Linked DNA regions of Homo sapiens: region 1 is linked to region 2. A link is a contact called in ENCODE Hi-C or POLR2A ChIA-PET data. All regions are on one chromosome and are shown on one strand. The core of a region is the stretch at or near the end of the contact, and the rest is flanking DNA. Distances in the headings are between cores, read along the strand shown. Region 1 overlaps BICC1 (BicC family RNA binding protein 1). Region 2 has its middle 29 kb from the start of TFAM.

Evidence for each region. Hi-C counts contacts between places; a loop is a spot of excess contacts on that map. ChIA-PET counts read pairs that join two places held with the same protein, here RNA polymerase II (POLR2A). Pooled maps may share reads with other maps.
Region 1: a loop to region 2 is called in a map of chondrocyte, with 2.9 times the contacts of the local background. The contact joins two enhancer-like sites. A Hi-C loop is called at or near these places in 1 of 168 maps with a recorded cell type or tissue (chondrocyte) and 1 of 50 pooled maps. POLR2A ChIA-PET finds 5 or more read pairs at or near these places in 2 of 52 experiments (MCF 10A and RWPE1).

The regions. Positions count from the first base shown.
Region 1 is chr10:58,752,327-58,757,168 of GRCh38, reverse strand. The region is part of intron 3 of BICC1 (BicC family RNA binding protein 1); the gene reads right to left. Among named protein-coding and RNA genes, the nearest start is that of BICC1, 240 kb to the right of the region's middle. Within about 2 kb of position 1,313, at least 7 of the 41 ENCODE cell types and tissues checked have a DNase peak (open chromatin) inside an H3K27ac peak, as active enhancers do.
Region 2 is chr10:58,411,809-58,416,845 of GRCh38, reverse strand. No RefSeq gene overlaps it. Among named protein-coding and RNA genes, the nearest start is that of TFAM, 29 kb to the right of the region's middle. Within about 2 kb of position 1,990, at least 2 of the 41 ENCODE cell types and tissues checked have a DNase peak (open chromatin) inside an H3K27ac peak, as active enhancers do.

The DNA of each region.
Region 1 (4,842 bases), core at 64-2,563, 340 kb before region 2:
ATTATTTTATATACAGTCCTTGTATATTCTAAAGTCTTGTAGCGGGTTACACGATAAGTCCTGTTCAGCATCCCGTATTATAAATTACATACGGTTACTTCTCTGCACAATAAAAGGGCTTTGTTATTAGAGTAACTAAGAAATTAAAGCAGTGAGACAATAATTGAATTTTTAAAAATGTTAGCACCAATGAAAATTATTTGAAAATAGCATACAAGCATGCTTCACTATCAAAGTCTATGATATTGCTGAAATCCAACTACCAAGGAAATCATGTTATCTAAATCTACGAAGTCCCTGAGTTTTGGACAGCATAAGAGACTAGAAAGTTATCGCTTTTCTTTGTAAGACAGATCCATTATAAAAGGCATCTTAATGTTGCTAAAGTGTTCAATTGTCAATATTTGCTCAAACATGCCTTTGTTCGATATTAAACTGCTACGCTTCCTCACAAAGGAATTAACTGGTAACTTAATATGCCATTACAGTTGCTAAGGAGAAGACTCTGGCAAAAAAAAAAAAAAAAAAAAAAAAAAAAAAAAGGCTAGTAGTTGCTAAAGGGTCCTGGATCCCAAGAACTCCTTGAGAAGTGCGAGCCCATGGAAAACCCTTAGGGTGGGACCAGGACAAGAGGAAATGAGCAAACAGGACTCTTGGGTGTCCTGCTAGAAAGGGAATGGGAGGTAAACTCAGTAAACTGGTCCTAAATATAAGAGCAAGCTTAAAAATCAACAAAATGTTAATGACAAACCTTTGGGAGGCAAAGGCCAGGGACTCTAAATATTACCATGCCCCTCTCCACCCCCACACACAAAATCACAAAACAGCGAGTTTCATTTCACACAGGAATGCTTGTGGTTTCTCTAGCAAGGAGCAACGCAGTCTACGTGGAAATGCAAAAAACGGAAAAGCAAAAAAAAGCCTTTCCAGCTGGTTGGCTGGGAAAGAAGATCTATTGCCTTCTAAGATACGAAAGGGAGTATTTTTTAAAAGTCTCTATCTTGATGATGCTGGGACAGGTCATGTTACAAAAGAGCAACGTTTTTCAAAGGAATAGATACAACACATCCAGAAACAAGTGAAAATGGAACAAGCAGAGGTGTGAGGTTCCCAGGATAAGAAGAGGCAAATGTATAAAGAAATGTAAGGGACAGAATAAATAAATCCAGAGGAAAATGGGAAAAGCAAAGATGGGTGAAAACAGACATAGAACACGCAGGAGCAGAAGGAGAAAGTGAAATTATCTCACGGCAAAAACAGCAGAACTGTGAGGTGACTAATCACTAAGTAGTGGAAAATGTCCACAGGCAGTGTCTCTCAGGTTGCTCAAGAAAGCAGGTGTGGCCAATGCAGAGAAGCCTCGGCTGTAACTCTGTGGAATCAAATCCAGACTCAACCGCTGCTGGAAATAGTTTCCCAAAACCCAACTGAAATTCATCTTCCAGAATGTCATTGAAACTTAGGCCAAAAAGAAAAAAAAAATAAAAAGGAGAAAAAAAAATACAAGACAGGAATGTAATTTTAAAACACCCTTTCAAACCTAAGGTGTTTCTTCATGTGTCCATTTAGAACTGAGGGTTTTCATGAACTCTATTGCAACTTTTTCTGAAGATTTCAGACAGAAAATCCCTAAAGCAGAGGAAGCAGTACAGAGTTGCCAGAGCCCAGTGATTTCTCAGTCTCATTCAGGAAATAATTCACCAAATGTACTGTAATGTGAAATCCAACTAAATGTAAACTAAAATCACATGAAGAACTCTGGTTGTCCACCAAGGAATCAGCTCTTCTCAGTTTATAATCTGACAGCGCCACTGACTTTGGGACCATGGAAGCTGTAGCCTTTCCCCTAAGGTGACCAAAAGCAAAACAATAGCGCAGGAAATAGAAAGCAGGCTAGACACTAAACAGTGGGCCCTGGCAGTTAAAATTCCAAATCAAACCAAGTTCTTAAGACTAAATAGGAGTGTCTGTTTACCTCTGTGCATTTATACTTGATTTAAATGAAACAGTCACCAAGCCCAAAACAACTCTATGAAAACAAAAAACAAAGAAAAATCCTGTGATCTGACACAGTTGCTTTTCAAAATTTTCAGCATCAGGCTTCCACTCACCAACAGTTTTGGTTTACTAAGGAACTTTAAGAGAAACCAGATGTAACTTAAAATACAAGGACTGCAATACATACTGTAACTCATCTGGTATTAGCAACAATAAACCCCAGACCTATAAGGGGCTCACTCGCAATCTTGATCTATAAAGCTAAGGACCAATGGCATTAAGGATGCTACAAGAATAGCATTTTCACATTCAAAGTCCTTTCTCAGCCTTCCTCTGTCTTCTCAAACCATTTCTTCTTGCAGTCAGAGCTCAAGAAGAGTGTTTTACACACACACACACACACACACACATACACACCCCCCCTCACAAGTTTGTCCCTAAAGCCCATACAGTACAGAGGGCCACAGAAAGAAAATTTCTCAGCCATGCATAAGGCATCCCTGGGCTCCCCCAAGGAGACCACCCACCCCAGAAATGATGAGACACTCCTGCTCCCTGCCGTGTGAGGCATGTACTGAGCAAAGGTTGCCAACCTTTGGCAAGCTACGAAGAAATCAGAATGTAACTGCAAGAGACTTTAGACTTTTCTCCATGAGGAAACACCCACTTTAAAACAGCTGTGGATTTTCTTAATAATGTGCTACCAAAGGTACTTTAATCTTCTGTAACTGATTTTTGCAGACCCCCACATTTTCAACTTTTGGATTATCCAGTTTGCTGACAGAATTTGCTACATTCGTTCAGTCTTTCAAGTACTATTCAACTGAATCAAAAAACATCTTTTACTTGCAATAAAAGAAAATAAGTGCTTCCTCTCAAAGTTATTCACTCTAAATTTCCAACACACTAATTACTTTTAGTCAGATAATGACTGTAAGGAGACAAGAGTAAAAAAAGGCAACATTATACAGAGCTATGTTTGAGCTGTACATGAACACTTTGCTCCATCTGGCAGTCAAAACCAAAGCAAAACAAAACAAACCCAAAATTTCTGTAGTGGCCAAAAACATACAGTTTTTAGAAACACACAGTATGCTGTTTTTAGGCTGTTATTGCTGAATGTAGCCTTTTTATACACCTAATACCTCAAAATTTGCTTTACAGTTGGTGGTCAATGAAAGAGAAACACAAAAATTAAGTCCTATCATATGGTGAGTATGCAGAGATATCATCTACTGTCAATTTTAAGAAGAAAAAGAGAAGAAAAGTAAAGGGGGGGAAGAAAAATGAAACAGGACAAATGATATAGTACGGAATAGGGAAAAATGGCAAGGCAAGGCAAAAAGGGCCTTTGTCCAGCATATATCAAGGTATATTACAAAGTGTAAGAGAAAAATGGAAAAGAATAGAAATTCCAGAAAAATATAAAGGAGGGATGAAGAAAAAGAAAGAGAGAAAAGAGACTGTGTGTGTGTGTGTGTCTGTGTGTGTGTTTTCCAACTTAGCTAACAAGTGGCATCATAAAGAAAGCAGGTGTGGCCGATGCAGAGAAGTGGCATCATAAGCCTGTGAGAAAGGACAGATTATCTAGAAACTGATGCTGGGAAAACTGACTCATCTTGTGGAAAAAAATTGGATCCCTCTCATCATATACAAAAACATATTCCAGATGGATCAAAGGTCTACATAAGAAAGGTAAACTGACCAGGCGTGGTGGCTTATACCTGTAATCCCAGCACTTTGGGAGACCAAGGCAGGAGGATCACTTGAGCCCTGGAGGTTTGAGACAAGCCTGGACAACATAGCGAGACTCTGTCTCTAACAAAAATAAAAAATCAGCCAGGCCTGATGGTGTGTGCCTGGGGTCCCAATTGCTCAGGAGGCTGAGGTGGGGGAACCGCTTAAGCCTGGTAAATTGGGTCTGCAGAAAACTATGATCATGATCATGCCACTGCACTCCAGCCTGGGTGACAAAGGGATGCCCTATCTCAACAACAACAACAACAAAAACAACAACAACGTAAAATCAAATAGAAAAATATTAAGTTGACTTTGAGACACTAGGCTTTGGGGAGCCCAGCAGAGGCAGTGTAAATACCCATTTGCAGAGGAAGGAAGAGTGGAACACCCTGCAGCCCTTCAATCGCCCCACTTTTTCCTGATTACTCAGATGCAGCTACAAAGTTGTGACCACATTTTCTTTATGGGAAGCATAAAGAAAGCCAGCACAGCTCTCTAGAGAGCAGGCACCTCGGTCCCTGGTCACCTGCATCATCAGTCAATGGAACCAGCCTGCACTGCTGACCTCCAGACCTTTTGTGCTAAGTGGGAAAATTCACCTTTGCTCTTGGAAGCTACTACTGGTTGGGTTTTCTGTTCTTTGCAGCCACGAATGAAAGTGCATGGTAAAGTAAATGCTGTATACCCAAAGTAACAAAACATTGCCCACCACTATGGTTTTGAAATGTCCTTTAGCATTCAGGGCAGATGTGCTCTTGAAAATAATCAAAACTATTTCTAGAATCAACGGTGCCTCTAAGATACTCAACTAAGGAGATGGGATCAGAAGAAGATTCAGGAAGAAGAGAAATGAGAAGAAAGACAGCAGCCTAGCAGCCAAGTAGGATAAAGATGCTAAAAGAAAATTGTTCTTTCTCTCTTCACCCATTATTGAGCCCTGGTTCAACTGCTGCTAACCCAGGTTCTGATGGCATTCCGAAGAATCAGCCCCAGACAGACAGTAGGATTGTTCAGGAAGGCCCAAATCTTGCAATTGTGCCAGAGAATTAGATCCTTCTACTGAGACGTTTTGCAAGCAGATACTCAAACTCTATCCCTGGGCAT
Region 2 (5,037 bases), core at 741-3,240:
AATTTATTTTTATGTATGTATGTATGTATGTATGCATTTATTTTTTAGAGACAAGGTTTCACTGTGTTTCCCAGGCTGGAGTGCAGTGGCATGATCATAGCTCACTGCAGTCTCAAGTAGCTGGTATTACAAGTGTGTGCCACCATGTCCATCTAATTTTTAAACATTTTTTGGTAGACATAGGGTCTCACTTTGTTCCCTGGGCTGATCTCAAACTCCTGGCCTCAAGTGATACTCCCACCTTGGCCTCCCACAGTGCTGGGATTACAGGTGTGGGCCATACCACCTGCCCAACCAGCACCATTTATTAACATAATCATCTATTACCACTCACTGCACAGCAGTGTCATTTTTGTCATAAGTTAGGTGACTAGTATGTGTAGATTTGTTTCTATCTTTGTACCAATTGCACTCTTAAGTTGTATTTTTACAGGATCTACATCAATAAAATTAATTAATTGGGTCTCTCTGTTACTGCATCACAGTAGAAGATAGCTGCATGGGATTTTATCAGATTTGGAGGGTCTGGCTATGGAATGCCTGATCCATAGTCATAGAATCCTAGACAATACAGCATCTGATCAGAGAACCCACTGAAGGTATGGGAGAGAAGGAGGTATGAGAGTGAGAGCCATAACCAGGAGACCCAATGGTCATATCACATACTGCCCCATCCAGACACTACCAGCCTATTAGAGTAATGAAATGATTTGCTGGAAAGAAACAACTGAAACACTAACTCACAGGCAACACTCTGAAAAAGGCACAGCTGAAACACTAACTCATAGGCATCCAATAGGATGAAGTATACATACTGAATCAGACACCTCCATATGCTGCTGGGTCTCCAGTAGGAACCAAGGTATAGAAGCACAAGTGGCCCTACCTAACATCATTTTCAATGACCCACTAGGGGGCTTTTCTTTTTGTCCCTTTAACTCTGGGCTCTGCAGGATTAGAGGTCCCAGTTCCAAAAGGGGACACACCCTTGCCAAGGGACACAGCAAGATTTCCATTAAACTACCAGCCTCAGCTGCCCTCTGGGCACTTTGGCTCTTTATATTCAGGACCAGCAGGCAAGAACAGGAGTCATTGTCCTGAAAGGTGTCATTGGCCCTGACCAGCAGAAAAAGGTGAGGCTTACACCTCTTTCTTATACAATTGAGAGGAACATTTACAGAACTCAGGTGATCTGCAGGGGCACTTCCTGTTACTCCTTTATCCAGATGTGACTGTGAATGGACAAGTGCAGCCATCCTGATCTGAGAAAAGTGTGATTATCAGGGGTCCAGACCCCTCAGGAATGGGAGTTAGAGTCAGCTCAGTAGGTAAGCCACGGAGGTGGTAGCTGAGGAAGCAGGGAATTTAGAATGGACATTGGGTGGGGAAGGTGGGGATAGTGAATACCAATTGGAGCCCCTAAGCTCCCTCTTCTCAGTTTCCCCTTAGGAAGAGAGGCTCACTGGGACCCCAAAGAAGCTGCTCTGCAAGTGTATATGGTGATACGAAGCCACACAGCACAAGGGTGGATTGTGGCAACCATGGAGGTTTACTGCTCATAACACCCTTGAAGGAAGAACTTGCTGGCAGCCTCAGCTGTTAATGAATTCATGATCTGCCTTCACTTTCAAGCCGAATCTGCATTCTTCCAAGGTAACCCCCACCCAGTGACTGAGCACAGTAAGGACACTAGGGCCTGGCCATTTCTGTGGGTTTCTTTAATGAGCAATCTTTGCTCTGGAGCTCCCCGTTGGGTTGGCTGAGATTTTGTCAGATCTTCATCATGGACTGAGGTTCCCACATCTGGAACCTTCACTATAAGAAAATCAGGACATGGAATTTTTGGCTTTCCAGCCTGTGTAGTACAAGAAAGCATCCAAGAAGGAGGGAGAAGGGAGGCGGAGCACTAATCTACCATGTACCTCAGCCAGTTCACCGTGTCCCATGAGGAAGAAGGGAGCAGTGGTTTCTGGAAAGCCACAGGTGAAGGCATTTCCTGGCTTGAAAACAGAAATGGAACCAGGAAAGAGGAGAGAGAAAAGCATAGCCCAGTGGAGCATGCAAGCAGGTCCGATGTGGACAAGCTTTTCTGTCTTTTTGGAATCCCTATCAAATGCTGCCCTCTGATGTTTGTGGAATAAACTACTTTTGAGAAATGTGAAAACAGCCTCATAAGAGAATGAATCTAGCTGTAGTTTCCTGGGATAAATAGCTCTAGATGTCTGAACCTCATGGAAACCAGGAAAAATCCACCAAACTGGGCACCAAAACTACTTCCAAATGATTGGGTCAACTGCCATACAGATCAAGTTTTACCGAGGTGCTATTAACTTAGACCTCTAGGTATAGCTTATCTTTTCTTCCACAATCAGAGTGGGGGCAGTCTTAAGCATTCCTCATGGTTCATGGAATGATCAGAAAGCACATGGTAAATTATGAATCATTTGTACAAACTATGAATCCAAATGAAGTCTTCCAATAAAAGCGTTTAATTTATTGCCAGTATTATTCATATCACTTCTCTTTATAATCTGTCTTTACAAGGTCCCCCCAACCATACCACCATCATAAATGTTGATTAGGAAAAGAGTGACATCACTGATTTTCAGAATGTTAAGTGCCAGTAGGGAATAACTTTATGTCAACAAACAAAGTTTCTGTTTCTGAATATAATATTGCCCAGTACAGCCAAGGAATGAAAGTCACAATGTTTAAAAGTATCACATCTCTAGCTGTCAGTTGATACACAAAACACTTGTCAGAGTTACAGATTAAACAGTAAATAAAAGCCAAGAATCAGGAGATGACCCTTGGGCATGCCAAGCATGCTCCTGCCTCAGTGCACTTACGTTTTCCTCTGCTTGCAACACACTTTCCCTCAATATCACATCCACAGGAGTGTTCTCTCATCTTCCTTCCAAGCTGCTAAAGTGGTAAGGTCCAGGGTCTATGTTCACAGAAGTTTAAGTCACAGTCACATCTTTCTATTCCCCCTTTATCCCCCATGGTCATTTTGTGGCCAATTGGAACTGTGGCTTGGGATCTTTGGATGGAGGAAGGTGGGTTAGAAGAGGCTTCACTGTAGACAAATTTATGTGAGTTGTCTCTATTGGGGTTGGAAGTCAAAAGCACATTTATTGTGTTAGTTTGTTTCCCTTTGCTAACCTTCCTTCAGTATATGCCTTCCTTTTCTATTTATTCTTTGGCAGGATTTAAATATTCATGGGTCTCTGGGCCTAGTAATTTCTTTTTTTTTTCAGACGGAGTTTCGCTCTTGTTGCCGAGGCTGGAGTGCAACGGCGCGATCTCCAGCTCACCGCAAACTCCGCCTACTGGGTTCAAGCAATTCTCCTGCCTTAGCCTCCTGAACAGCTGGGATTACAGGCATGTGCCACCACACTTGGCTAATTTTGTATTTTTAGTAGAGACGGGGTTTCTCCATGTTGGTCAGGGTGGTCTCGAACTCCCAACCTCAGGTGATCCGCCCGCCTCGGCCTCCCAAAGTGCTGGGATTACAGGCGTGAGCCACCGGGCCCGGCTTAATTTCCGATAGCCCCTCAATCTCACTCTGATTCCTAATGGGATTCATGCTAGAGAAGCCAAGTAGATTAATGAGCAAAGGCCATCATGTCCGGAATTGCAGCACTCTTTTCTGAGAATTGTCTCCATCCCAAGACCACCATCTCTGAGAACCTCTAAATATTTGCAAACTCTTTGGCAAACAGTATCAAACCATTCAAGTTTGAGGCTAGAGTAGTAACTAAAATATGACAAGCTGGAGATGCTCAGCAAAAACTACTTATATTGTGCTTGTACAGATCAACCTGCAGTTTCCAGGTGCCAGAGCTGTTACCATTCCTACCTTTCTCTTCAATCTTCTAGTACTAGGGAAAGGTATTTGCAAATAAGGCAAGGCAGAGATCAGAGCATGCTGCCCTCTGCATGGCCTGGGGGAAGTGCATCACACTCTCCCTCTCCACTGTTTGCTTTCTCACTGGGGAAGAGATGGACTCATCTTCAAAATGAAGGGATAAAAGGCTGCAGAAAACAACAAGCTCGGGGCTAAGTGTGGGGTCAGAGCTGTGTGTAATCAGTCATTAGGGGGCCCTGATCTGCTGATCTACTTTAAGGCTTTGGAATTTGACTTGAGGGATGTCATCCTGCTGCGTTCACAGAAGAAATTCCCAGGGGCTAGAGGTGAGGTCTAGCCACAAAAGTGAGATCATAGATGGAGAAACACTTAGAAAAAGAGTTTGTAGTGCTGTTGTTGTGGTAATGAAAAGAATAATAAGCTGACCACAAAGATCCTCCCAAATCTCTCATGTTGAGTAGTTTAGTCATTGTACAATAAAATAGCATAGCTTTGAGAGCTAAATAAATGTGGGATAGAGAAATGATTACAGTGTTCACAAATGAGAGATAAATTAAACAAATTACAGCAATCCCTACCATAGAATAATATGTAGTCATTTAAAAATTATGTACTACACACATATTGTGGAGGGCAACGTGGCACAATGGATAAAAAAATACAGATCCATATACCTCTAATCTAGCATTCCACTTTAAGAAATTTATCTTACAGGTGTGTTCATACAGGTGCAAAATGACATGTATACGATTATTTGCCTTGCCTTAGAAGAAAACCTAGGCAATACCACTCAGGACATAGGCATGGGCAAAGACTTCATGACTAAAACACCAAAAGCAATGGCAACAAAAGCCAAAATTGACAAATGGGATCTAATTAAACTAAAGAGCTTCTGCACAGCAAAAGAAACTAGCATCAGAGTGAACAGGCAGTCTACGGAATAGGAGAAAATTGTTGCAATCCACTCACCTGACAAAGGGCTAATATCCAGAATCTACAAAGAACTTAAACAAATTTACAGGAAAAAAAAAACAACCCCATCAAAAAGTGGGCGAAGGATATGAGCAGACACTTCTCAAAACAAGACATTTATGCGACCAACAGACACAAGAAAAAATGCTCATCATCACTGCTGATTAGAGAAGTGCATATCAAAACCACAATGA